2 separate regions of the Homo sapiens genome follow, and region 1 is linked to region 2. Evidence: read pairs that join two places in POLR2A ChIA-PET (ENCODE). Cell type or tissue: Panc1. All regions are shown on one strand. Links, peaks and the distances in the headings refer to the core of each region. The heading gives the core; the rest is flanking DNA.

Evidence for each region. ChIA-PET counts read pairs that join two places held together with the same protein. Peaks named below come from ENCODE experiments on the same cell type or tissue, not always from the same donor. Only the 100,000 strongest peaks of a DNase experiment are listed, where the experiment ranks them.
Region 1: POLR2A ChIA-PET joins it to region 2 with 14 read pairs; 2 of 35 experiments call an interaction of 5 or more read pairs at or near these places.

What each region holds. Positions count from the first base shown.
Region 1 is chr1:172,410,136-172,415,523 of GRCh38, forward strand. DNM3 (dynamin 3) reads left to right here. Exons shown (of 21, transcript NM_015569.5): 21 at 1-2,582. The region is part of intron 1 of LOC102724528 (a long non-coding RNA gene); the gene reads right to left. Among named protein-coding and RNA genes, the nearest start is that of C1orf105, 7.9 kb to the right of the region's middle. In Panc1, for the core only: no CTCF peak of the experiment used is centred there; no DNase peak of the experiment used is centred there; H3K27ac peaks cover 676 bases.
Region 2 is chr1:172,215,837-172,221,224 of GRCh38, forward strand. The region is part of intron 14 of DNM3 (dynamin 3); the gene reads left to right. Among named protein-coding and RNA genes, the nearest start is that of DNM3OS, 74 kb to the left of the region's middle. In Panc1, for the core only: no CTCF peak of the experiment used is centred there; no DNase peak of the experiment used is centred there; H3K27ac peaks cover 2,991 bases.

The DNA.
Region 1 (5,388 bases), core at 67-5,066, 190 kb after region 2:
CAGTGACATTGGAGAATATTTTTAATTTGCTGCAGTACTATGTCATATTATTAGTATGAATCTCATTTCCCAAAGGGTTTGTATTCTGCTAAAAGGAGATGCCAATGTTGAATGAAGTCTGAAACTCTAGTATGTGCATAGTTTGACGTGCAGCATGCACACCAGGCCTTAAGATGGGAATGTAGCTTAATGATTTTCTGTTTCCCATACCATTTCTAATCTTTTGTGTAATTTTCTCTTAACTGATTGCTCTGATATTGTAAACACAATAGATGTAGCTCTATCATGTCTAGCATAATTTAAAAAATCAGTGTTTTTAGGATTTGGGAAAATAAACTGTAAATGTTTATTTGATAGGTAAATATAGTTTTATTGTCACATGCTAAATATTGCATGCATATTGACTAATTGGAATAACCATTTACTCAATTATGGACAGCTTATTGAAATAGTATTGATTTAGAAAAAGTATATTGCATTTCTAAAAAACATCTACCAAGGTTACTCGTCTGAATATTGCTTTTAGCCGTGTTTTATAACATAGACGAGCAGTAGGGTCTGTTTATTAGCAAATTTCCTATTTGTTCCAATACAAACTCACTTTATTCTAAAGTATATTAATGAAACCAGTTCCTGTGATGTAACTGTAAGCCTTCTCGACTTAGACTTAAAAAGTGGTCACATAGATTAATTTTGTGACTTTTTAGTATAGACTGTAGCCATAATTCTCAAATATGAAATGGGACCTAATACCAGTATGTGATAAATGTTGATGTTTTCTGTGTACAAACACATTTTCTATGCATGTGTCTCTGTGTATATGGCATATACCTAGTAAGTATGTTTCTGTAAGTATGTGTATTTTATGTCCATTTGAGTAGGTAGGTAGGTTTTAAAAATACTAGTTAAAATGCCACAAGCATGAGTGTGATTGTATGTGCACTGTGTGTATATATATAAATATATGTATATGTATGGTTGTAAATATCTATGTATACATGTACTTAGTATGTGTGGTATCAGGATATTTTTTAAACTGTGATAATACAACAGATAGCTTTGAATGATCTGCCATAACATGTGGTAACAATAGTTCATTTCTCATAACATATATGAGGTATACAAAATTTTCTAACTCCAGATTGTAGTCATTTTGAGAGGTACAAAGCTCATAATTACCATGACAACATGGTAATGTCCATAGACATTTGTATCTGAATCCACAAGAAGATCTGAATCTAAGAAGGAATTACCTTTGACAATATTTTTCGGTAAGAAGTAAAACCTCTGGAGACCTATCTTTAAGATCTCTAATTGGAATTATAAATTATTTTTGGATTGCTGAGCTGAATCTTAAAAAGCCAAGTTGATATACATAGTCATTTTTCCTCTATGGTAGAAGTAAAAAAAAAAAAAAAGGACATAGCAACATTAAAGTAGTGGATTTTTCTGAGTAAATTTGCTGAAAATATAAGAGAGAAGCTATCTAATACCTTGGAGGTAGGTCATCCACTTTTTCAGGTAAACATTTTTCATTTGGCAAATGGCATAATTATTTGAAAGTGACAGGAATCTCCTCAGAATGAAGAATAAAGCCTACTAGGTCTCTAACTGTTGAACTCATGAAAGAAGATAGTGTATGAGACTTAAGCCATGAGTTTTGTATCATTTCAATTAGAAGACTACTAGCTGTGAGCTCAGAGTTTAATGTAAATGAATCTAGATGATTTTGAAGAAATGATTATTCGTTCACCAGATCACTCATTGTACATTCTAAAAAGCTCAAATGAGTCTTCTAGATACTCTTACTCATCCTGTCTGGTTGCTATGTTTAAAATTATGTGGTGCTGTGTAGGTGAAACTTTAAGAATATTTTTGAAGCATATGTAATATATGCACTGCTATTTGTGTGTGTGTGTGTGTCTTTGTATATATGTAAGAATGTGTGTATGTGTGAGAGCAAGAGAGAGGAAACTCAAAGAGGAGTGTTTGTCTTAAGACCTGTTCATACTGGTATATTGGTGAGACTTCTCACTTCTGGTTGGAGGTTTCACATATGGCTCAACTCAAGTCATTAATCTCTTTTTAATTTTTACTCTTGAATTCCTTAAACTTCGCTCATTATGAAATGTTTTAAAATTATGACAAAAATTACTCTGTCTAACCACTTGCCTTGTCTGCTACCAGTTTGTTAAAAATTATTCCCCCCAACCAGTAATTCCACCAGTACTACTTGATTTGTGTTATATTTCCTATGTACATGTACAGCCTTTGTTTTGCTTGCTTGTCTATTTTTACTTTCCCTTTTTTGGGTCAAATTTTTCTTTTGCTTTGTTTGAAGAAGGAATATACAGAAGTAAAATCTTGTCTTCTCTGCTGATTCTTTAATTAATATGAGCCGGATACTTTCCACTGTCTTCTTGGCACTTTCAGGATTTCTTAATGCTGATATATGGACTCTTAGAATGGAATTTTTGAAGAAAAATCTCAAAGCCTGTATCGTTCTTGAAGGTCACATGTACCTATTGTGAAAATGTGAAGCTGTATTTCTGAAGCTGAAATAAATTATAACATTTGAAGGACCCCTTTTCCTCATTCTTGTATATATTTGAGTCATGTCTATGCCTTTCAGTAATACCTGAGACTTCTAAATATTTATAGCTCTTTTGATTAAATTGTCCCAGAGTTACCAAAGTAAAGAATGATAGCATTTTCCATTTCTGTCATTAATTTGGAGAAAGATGGGATTTTTAAAGGGAACAAATTGGATAAATCAAAGGCAGGAGAGTGGGAGACATTGTGTTTCTGATTTGATGTCATTATTGGAATCGATTGACGAACACAAACCTTAGCAGGAGGGTATGATGTGACAGTTACCAAGAAGCACCATGACAGTTTGCTGTTGAAAATGAAGCATTTATTTTAGAAATTCTGGGAAGTGGAAGGAGGAAAGATGGTGTGCCCAAATGTTAGGTCCACAGAAGGCATTTCTTATAGCAAATATTTTAGCTCCTGACCCAACAATTAGCCTCTGTTATTTGTTCACTGGGCATAGACAGGACAATTTGCCCCTTTCAGTTTCCCCAGTTTTTTGTTTGTTTGTTTGTTTTTGAGACGGAGTTTCGCTCTTGCCCAGGCTGAAGTGCAGTGGCACTATCTCGGCTCACTGCAAGCTCCGCCTCCCGGGTTCACGCCATTCTCCTGCCTCAGCCTCCTGAGGAACTGGGACTACAGGCGCCCGCCACCACGCCCGGCTAATTTTTTTTGTAATTTAGTAGAGACGGGGTTTCACCATGTTAGCCAGGATGGTCTCGATCTCTTGACCTCGTGATCTGCCCGCCTCGGCTTCCCAAAGTGCTGGGATTACAGGTGTGAGCCACCGCACCCGGCCCAGTTTCCCCAGTTTTAAGAGAATGTATTCAGAAAATGAAAGAATGACACAACTTTGTCCTAATTTTGAGTTTCCAGAGAATAGAGGAAGACTCTCTATTACAAGAGTTTTGATGACAAGTCCCTTATCAATTGACATATTCCCAGATTGTGCCATCTAAATGCAGAAGACAAGAAGGTGATAGGAGGAGAGAGATGTTGATTTATTTTCTTTCTGCGATCAGGGCATGCTCATTGTGAAAAGATGAACTGGACAGATTGTTGTGTGAATTTACTCTTTCCTGTGGGATTTCTTTTTCATATCTATACATTTTCCATGAGTGGAACATCTGTACCTTCAAAGGAAGCTTCTTACTGGAAGAAAGATTCTGGATGCGAATCATGCTGTATACCTGTGTTCTGTTTGTTTGTTTTGTTTTAACTGCATGATTTTGAAGTATGTTAATCATATATTCAGAATAGTTTCTAAAGGTAATTTCCAAAAACAAAGAAACTTATTGTAACTATTTGGCAATTTTCCATTGGTGTTTTAAATAGCTCTGGCATTGGTGTAAACATATGCTCAATCTGTTTCCAAGATTTTTGTTTTTCTGATGGGACCTTTAAATTTCATATTGAGAAACGTGTTTAGTATTTGGTTTAGAGTGACCTCAAACTTTGCTTCCAAGCACTTCAACACACACCTGGCATAGCCACTTTTCAGACCTGTTACTAGTATTATTTTATATTATGGCAGCCTAATAATTAGAATACATACAAGAGATATTGGCTAAAACTACAACCTTAATTCAAAATTTCTCAAAGTGCATTCCATGAAATCTTAATAAGTTTTACATACACATACACCAATGGTTTTTTGGCCAAATATGCTTGAGAAATAATGACTAAAAATCAAATGTTTCTTTATTGAAAGACTTCACAGAAACCTTAAAATCAGACTGCATTGTGAATCTCCAAGAGATGAGTAATGTCTACATATTTCTCAGACTTATTTGACCATAGAACATCTCACAGATCTAGTGTCCTGAGGCACATGCCTTAGGAAACTGCTTCAGTGGCTTTAAGCCAAAGGAAAAGACATTGAGTGTGATTTCCTCAGTACAGACTCTCACTAACAAAAAGTTGGATGATAAAATCAAATGTACTACTCAGGAGGCTGAGGCAGGAGGATCAGTTCAGCCCAAGAGTTTGAGACCAGATTGGCAACACAGCAAGACCTCATCTCTAAAAAAAAAAAAAAAAAAAGTTGTTTGTTTTAATTAGCTGGGCATGGTGGCTCATGCCTGTAGTTCCAGCTACCGGAGAGGCTGAGGCAGGAGGATCAGTTCAGCCCAAGAGTTTGAGACCGGATTGGCAACACAGCAAGACCTCATCTCTAAAAAAAAAAAAAAAAAAGTTGTTTGTTTTAATTAGCTGGACATGGTGGCTCATGCCTGTAGTTCCAGCTACCGGAGAGGCTGAGGCAGGAGGATCACTTGAGCCCAGGAGTTTGAGACTGCAGTGAACTGTGATCGTGCCACTGCATTCCAGCCTGAGGAGTGGAATGGGACCCCACCATCTCTTAAAAAAGAAAAAGACCAAATGTAAGAGCAACAAGAGCTCTCAACTAAGGGCAATTCATCTGGAGCTCTGGTACTTTGTCAAAGGAGTATCTGACTCTTAAGGAGGAAAGTCACATTGGAACAGGTAGCACAAAAGCAGTTTAGAGACATACATGCATTGAGTCTTAATGAGACTTATGAAGGATTCAGATAATTTTATACCTTACCTTTTCTCTCTGACTCTCCAAAAAAGGGATTCTTTAAATTACCTCCATGAGATTATTGTGAAGGAAGGCATCCAGGTTGATCTAAGATTAATCATCAGAGAAGAATGTTGAAGACTATTCCTATTGCCTTTCTTTCCTCCCTTTCCCAAGCCTTCAGGCTCACTCACTGCTCTGGGTTATTAACTTACCTAAAGGATGGGCAAAGAAAGCAAACAGAGCATTTTTTGTGA
Region 2 (5,388 bases), core at 64-5,063:
GAGGCTTAATTCTAATTTTAAGCAGATTTGGCTCTTATAAATCCTAAAGAGTTATAAAGCCTTGAGTTATTTTCTTGAAAATATCTGATAATTCAATTTATAATTTATTCTTAACACTCTCTTTAAAAAAAAAAGAAAGAAAACTTAAAGTATAATAATAATAAAATTAAAAAAAAAAAAAAGAAAAGTAAGGGACCAGATCAGGGGTAGAACAAAGCTGCAGACATATATTTTTCAAACCTGCTGTCAAGGAAATCAGAGGCATAAGAAAACTTGAACAGAATCAAGAAATTTACCATTTAGTTATAAAATTAGATGCAGCATTCCATATCTCATCCAAATATAATAATCTATTGGGAAATCATATTCAGGAGTGGCTTCTCCATCGAAGGTATAATTCCCTTGGAAGATTCACATGTATTTTATACAGTTTATCCCTAAAAATGTTTAAAGACAAGTCTGTGTAAAATGTGAAGTACTTGACTTCCTTATTAGTGACTTTATCTGAGGCATGGTCTACCATAGTAGTGATTACACTGCCCATTAACCAGTGAGTATTGATCTATTTATTCCTGAAAATTTTCCCTCCCCATTTAAAAATAAGCAGAAATAAAAACCTGGCTTCGTCATTTGTGATGGATGCTAAAGTCATGACTAGATAAAAGACTTCAATTTATCAGTTTATGTCTGAAGCCGAAAACTACTTGTTGATCTCTTAAATTCAAAAGGTTACTTGGAAACACTCAAGGCCAAATTGGAGAAAAATGATTAATCCATTTTAGTAAGTGCTTCTTTCTTATAAATGGAATTTAACTCCTTGGGCAAATGTAACGTTCTTTTTACTTCTGTGATTGCTAAAGTTTCTTTAGGATAAACATAGAAAAGAAATGGGAGTAGAGGGAATACACACACACACATGCACACACACACACACACACACATGCTGCAACCACACAAAGCACAAAGCAATTGTTGAATATGTCTGTGACCTTTGTTTATGTTCATATTTCAAAGTCAAGATAAGCCAATTTTCCCACCTAGAGATTTTCCCTCTGTAATTGGATATGTATCTAGATATTTACTATCATAATGGATTCTGGAAATGACACTAAAATTTCATTTCACTACCAGCCAACCAAATTTCTGATCTTTCAAAAATTAGGTCATTTAAAAGCTTTGCAAGAATCTCAGTTTATTAATTGGGGTGACACATTTATAGTTATTGGTTACAATATCAATGGAATCTTTCTTAATAAAACAATGTTCTCACTATAATTATAGTCCACAAGCACTATGAGCCACATAGTGGCATTTAAGATGCTCTCACCTTCTTCAGCCTCCTTACACCTCACTCTTAGAGCATCACTACTATCCCTTAAAATATGGAAAGGTGGAGAAATCTTTCTGAGCTTGGGCACTTCCACTAACTCTTATTTTGCTGCTGGTCCCTGTCCCTTTGAGGAGCAACAGCACTAAAAAGCTACTTTCAGAGATCCAAAAACAACATGGTTCGTGGAAAGCCATGTATTGGTATGGCTGGGGCCTGCCAACCAATTGTGTTCAGTCCTTTACTCTCAGAGATATTTAAAATCTCCTACTGGCTCCTTTTGTGTAGCGGTAAGTGAAGATTCAATGGGACAAGGCTCTAAATGGACTGGAGGCCTCTTTTCCATTAGAGATGTGTTTCCTCATAGACTTTTGTCTTCACACTTTATTTTCTTGTGCCCACTGCCTCTTATTCGATCATTTGTTGTTTCTATTCTCAAACTCTCTTTCTTCTTCTCCTAATTTTGTTTCTGAAAATTTAGCCTGTATCTTACAATCTACTATATACCAGGCAGTGCTCCACTCTCTCCTTACTTTTTTAACTACAGCCTATCAACCAAAGTTTATTCTATGGTTGACTTCCTCTCAGGAAAAAGACTGAGAGGAATAGACAAAACTTTGTAAAGAAATGTATGGGATGGTTGTGGGAGGGAAATCACAATGAGTGCATTTGGAAAAATACATAAACTACCTGTCTTCTTATGTTCATGATCATATTTTAAACTAGAATGGTTAACAGCTGTGTCTTTCCTGAATTATTATAAGCTAGTTTTATAGTGAATAACATTCTATATTTGTTCAGCGTATTTTAGATAATGAGGTAGGAAAAATTTCTGTAGTATATTTATTCCTGCTAAAATAGATTATGGTCTATAGAATCTGGTTATCCGCTATTTAAAATGTTTCCTACATGTTTGAGGGTTTCAAAAGTGTCCTTTTCATTTGTGGAATTTAATTCTATTCTCTAGACATAATCTCAGTGTTATATCATTACAGAGAGTACTTTAGTGAACAGTCAAATAGGAAGAGAGTAAAAGAAGAACACTGGCATGTTGAGCCAGACTCTTAAGAAAAGCAATTAATAAGAAAATAGCTCTGTAGCCCAATGAGAATTAAATAGTGAGATTAATAGAAACTAAATAATTGGATGGTTTGGGTTTGGATTATGTACATGAAGATTTTTTTTTTTAAAGTGAAAGAATTTTGTTCTTTGTTACACTGGTAACATTAAAATTAATGAGTAAGGGTAAGGAGGACTGAGGAATTGAGGTAATTTGTGGTTTCACTGTAACAAGGTGAAGAAGACAACTTTTGGCAAGTTTTTTGTTGGCATATCTGATTTGCACTAATATGATGTTATTTACAATATTTATCCCACTTAAGTGAGTATTTGCATATTTTACTATAGAAACGTGGGGGTTTGTGGTATATGATATATACAAAATATTACCTTTATAAATTCTAAAAAAAATCTGAATTCTGAAATATATGTGGCTCCAAGGACTTCAGATAAGGAATTGTGGACTTGCATATCTATTGACTGTTGGGAGGAAAACTTTAAGAGGTATTATGAGTGAGCTATAACCTCCTCTTTAATAAGAAGAGTCAGTAACTGTTGTCTAAAGTGGTTAAGTTGAGAAGTAAAAGTATAAGCATATAATATAGTGTTATGGATCAGAATATCTAAAGAGAAATTAAAAGAAATTTCTCTTTGAAGTAGAGGTAAAGAGGGTTGGAGCGGGAGACTTGCTTCTCATCACACCTTCTTCAAAACTATGAACTGTTATCATGTGCATGCATTATTAATACTTTAGTTTTAAAAATTAAATTAATTATTTCAACAAACTTGCCTTGAGTTTATGTAATGTGTTAGGCATGGTATCTGGAAGCGTGAAAATTGAAACCTTTGTCTGGGCACAATGGCTCATGCCTGTAATCGCAGTGCTTTGGGAGGCTGAGGTAGGAGAATTGCTTGAGCCCAGGAATTCAAGACCAGCCTGGGCAACATAGAAAGATCTCATCTCTACAAAAAATAAAAAATAAAAGAAAACTAGCTGGGCATGGTGGCATGCACCCCTGGTCCCAGCTGTTCAGGAAGCTGATGTGAGAAGATCGCTTGAACCCCGAAGGTCAAGGCTGCAGTGAGCTGAGATTGCATCACTGCACTGCAGTATCACTGCACTCCAGCCTGGGTGACAGAGGAATACCCTGTCTCAAAAAAAAAAAAAAAAAAAAAAAAAGAAGACGCTCTCAAGAGTTCTAATATGTAAAATAGACTTGTAAACAATGAGGCTTGATATGAAACAGTAAAGTGATCATTTTTATAGCATTATATACAGAGAAGACAGTGACTACTATTTTCCAGCTAAGAGAGTGTACATCTAGGTGTGTATGAGGGTAATGGGCCTGGTGAACTGTAGGAGAGGGAAGAGGAAAGTCAGTCAAGGGAGCCTTCACAGAGGTGCTGGACCTTTTTAGAACGCAAAAGACTCAATCTGAGAGGCGTCAGAGGGAGACAGACACAAGGTGAAGATGTAGAAAAGTTCTTGATGGAGAGCACTCTTCCATGCCCTCCTTGTAGCTAGAGAAAACCAGGCTGTAGCTCCTTTAATTTAAATCTGCCTTCCCCAGCAAACAAGAAGCTATTTGGATATTTTGTTTTGTTTTTCCTGAAGGGTGACAGTAGAGGGTGGGAAAGGTACATTTTACATAGGAGATTTATATCTTAATTTTACTCTCAAAATAGAAGACCCTGAGAAAATACACATGAGCAGGGAATTTTTTAAAAGAAATTCAGTTTAAAGTCAGCTTTTTCTAGATTGCAAGTAAGCTGTGTAGAGTAAGGGAAACATGGCTCATCTGGCCAGGGTTCTAAAGTAGGCAAGCTAACTAAATCTCACAGGAGGTCTTCGAGGAGAGCAAACCCAGAATTCATTGCATTAATCCAGCCTAAATATTTTAAGGACATGAACAAATATGATGATGTCATTGAAGAGAAAGGGTTGTTTGCTTCCATACCCATTTTGGCAGCTGTAGCAGCTGTGGTATCTCTTCAAACACTCAGATTGTAGGTTAAACCCTAAAGTTGAGCCTTTGAGTTTCAGGGCTAGATAGGAGTTTCTTGAAATACCAGCCTTCTGATATAACAGAAATTATGACAGAGGAGCTGTATACAAATTGGCTATAATGGGGAGTGATCAGATACATTGTGAATAAATACAATATACAAAGAGTTAATATTAAAAATATGGAGAATGGGGGAAAACTCAAAAAAGAGAGCTCAAGAATCAATGCTTCAAGTGCATGTAGAGTTAAGAGTGCACATGGGGGAGGCAGTGAGGCCTCTGACAGGTGGTAGGGGAAGTAAGTTGACAGATGAGCTTTATATTTCTTGAAAATTTTCTCTTTATCTCAGTTCACAGAGGCGGATGGGAAAGGAACAGATGTCAGAAACAGCAGTGATTCTCAGGGAAGATTAAATGGTAGAGGAAATGGAGATCGCATTACCAAATAAGATGGGAAGGGAAAGCAGTGTGTTTAAGTAGAACTAGACAGAATGACCAGGTGGAATTTGGATTTGAAGTTTTAGGGGATATCATGTTAAAGCAGTAAACACCAAGCTATCACAATCTGACCCGTTGAGATTCCATTAATTGATAACGATGATGAGTACTTCTTTATTTGTTAATAAAAGCGTGCCATAAAGAATAGGCACATTAAAGTTTTCATTTAAAAATACATGTATTGTTCCATTTCAGAATTGTTAAGAAGTTGAAATATTCTTATAACATTAGAAAGAACTAAGGTTTAGGAAGATTTGGGATTACGTGAGAGTTGCTTGTATCACATCATGTTACTTTTCATTCAATTTTCTCCTTCATCAATCCCTCTTCCCTTCTCCCCTTTTCCTTCTTCATTTTTTCTCCTTATAGGGACATATGGAGGTATGGGAACTCAGACGCAGTATTCAAAGAAAAAGAATGTATTATTAAGAAACTTGGTCACATTATTATTATAAAAGTATACATTCACTAAGAAAACATTTACATAAGAAAAGTACTC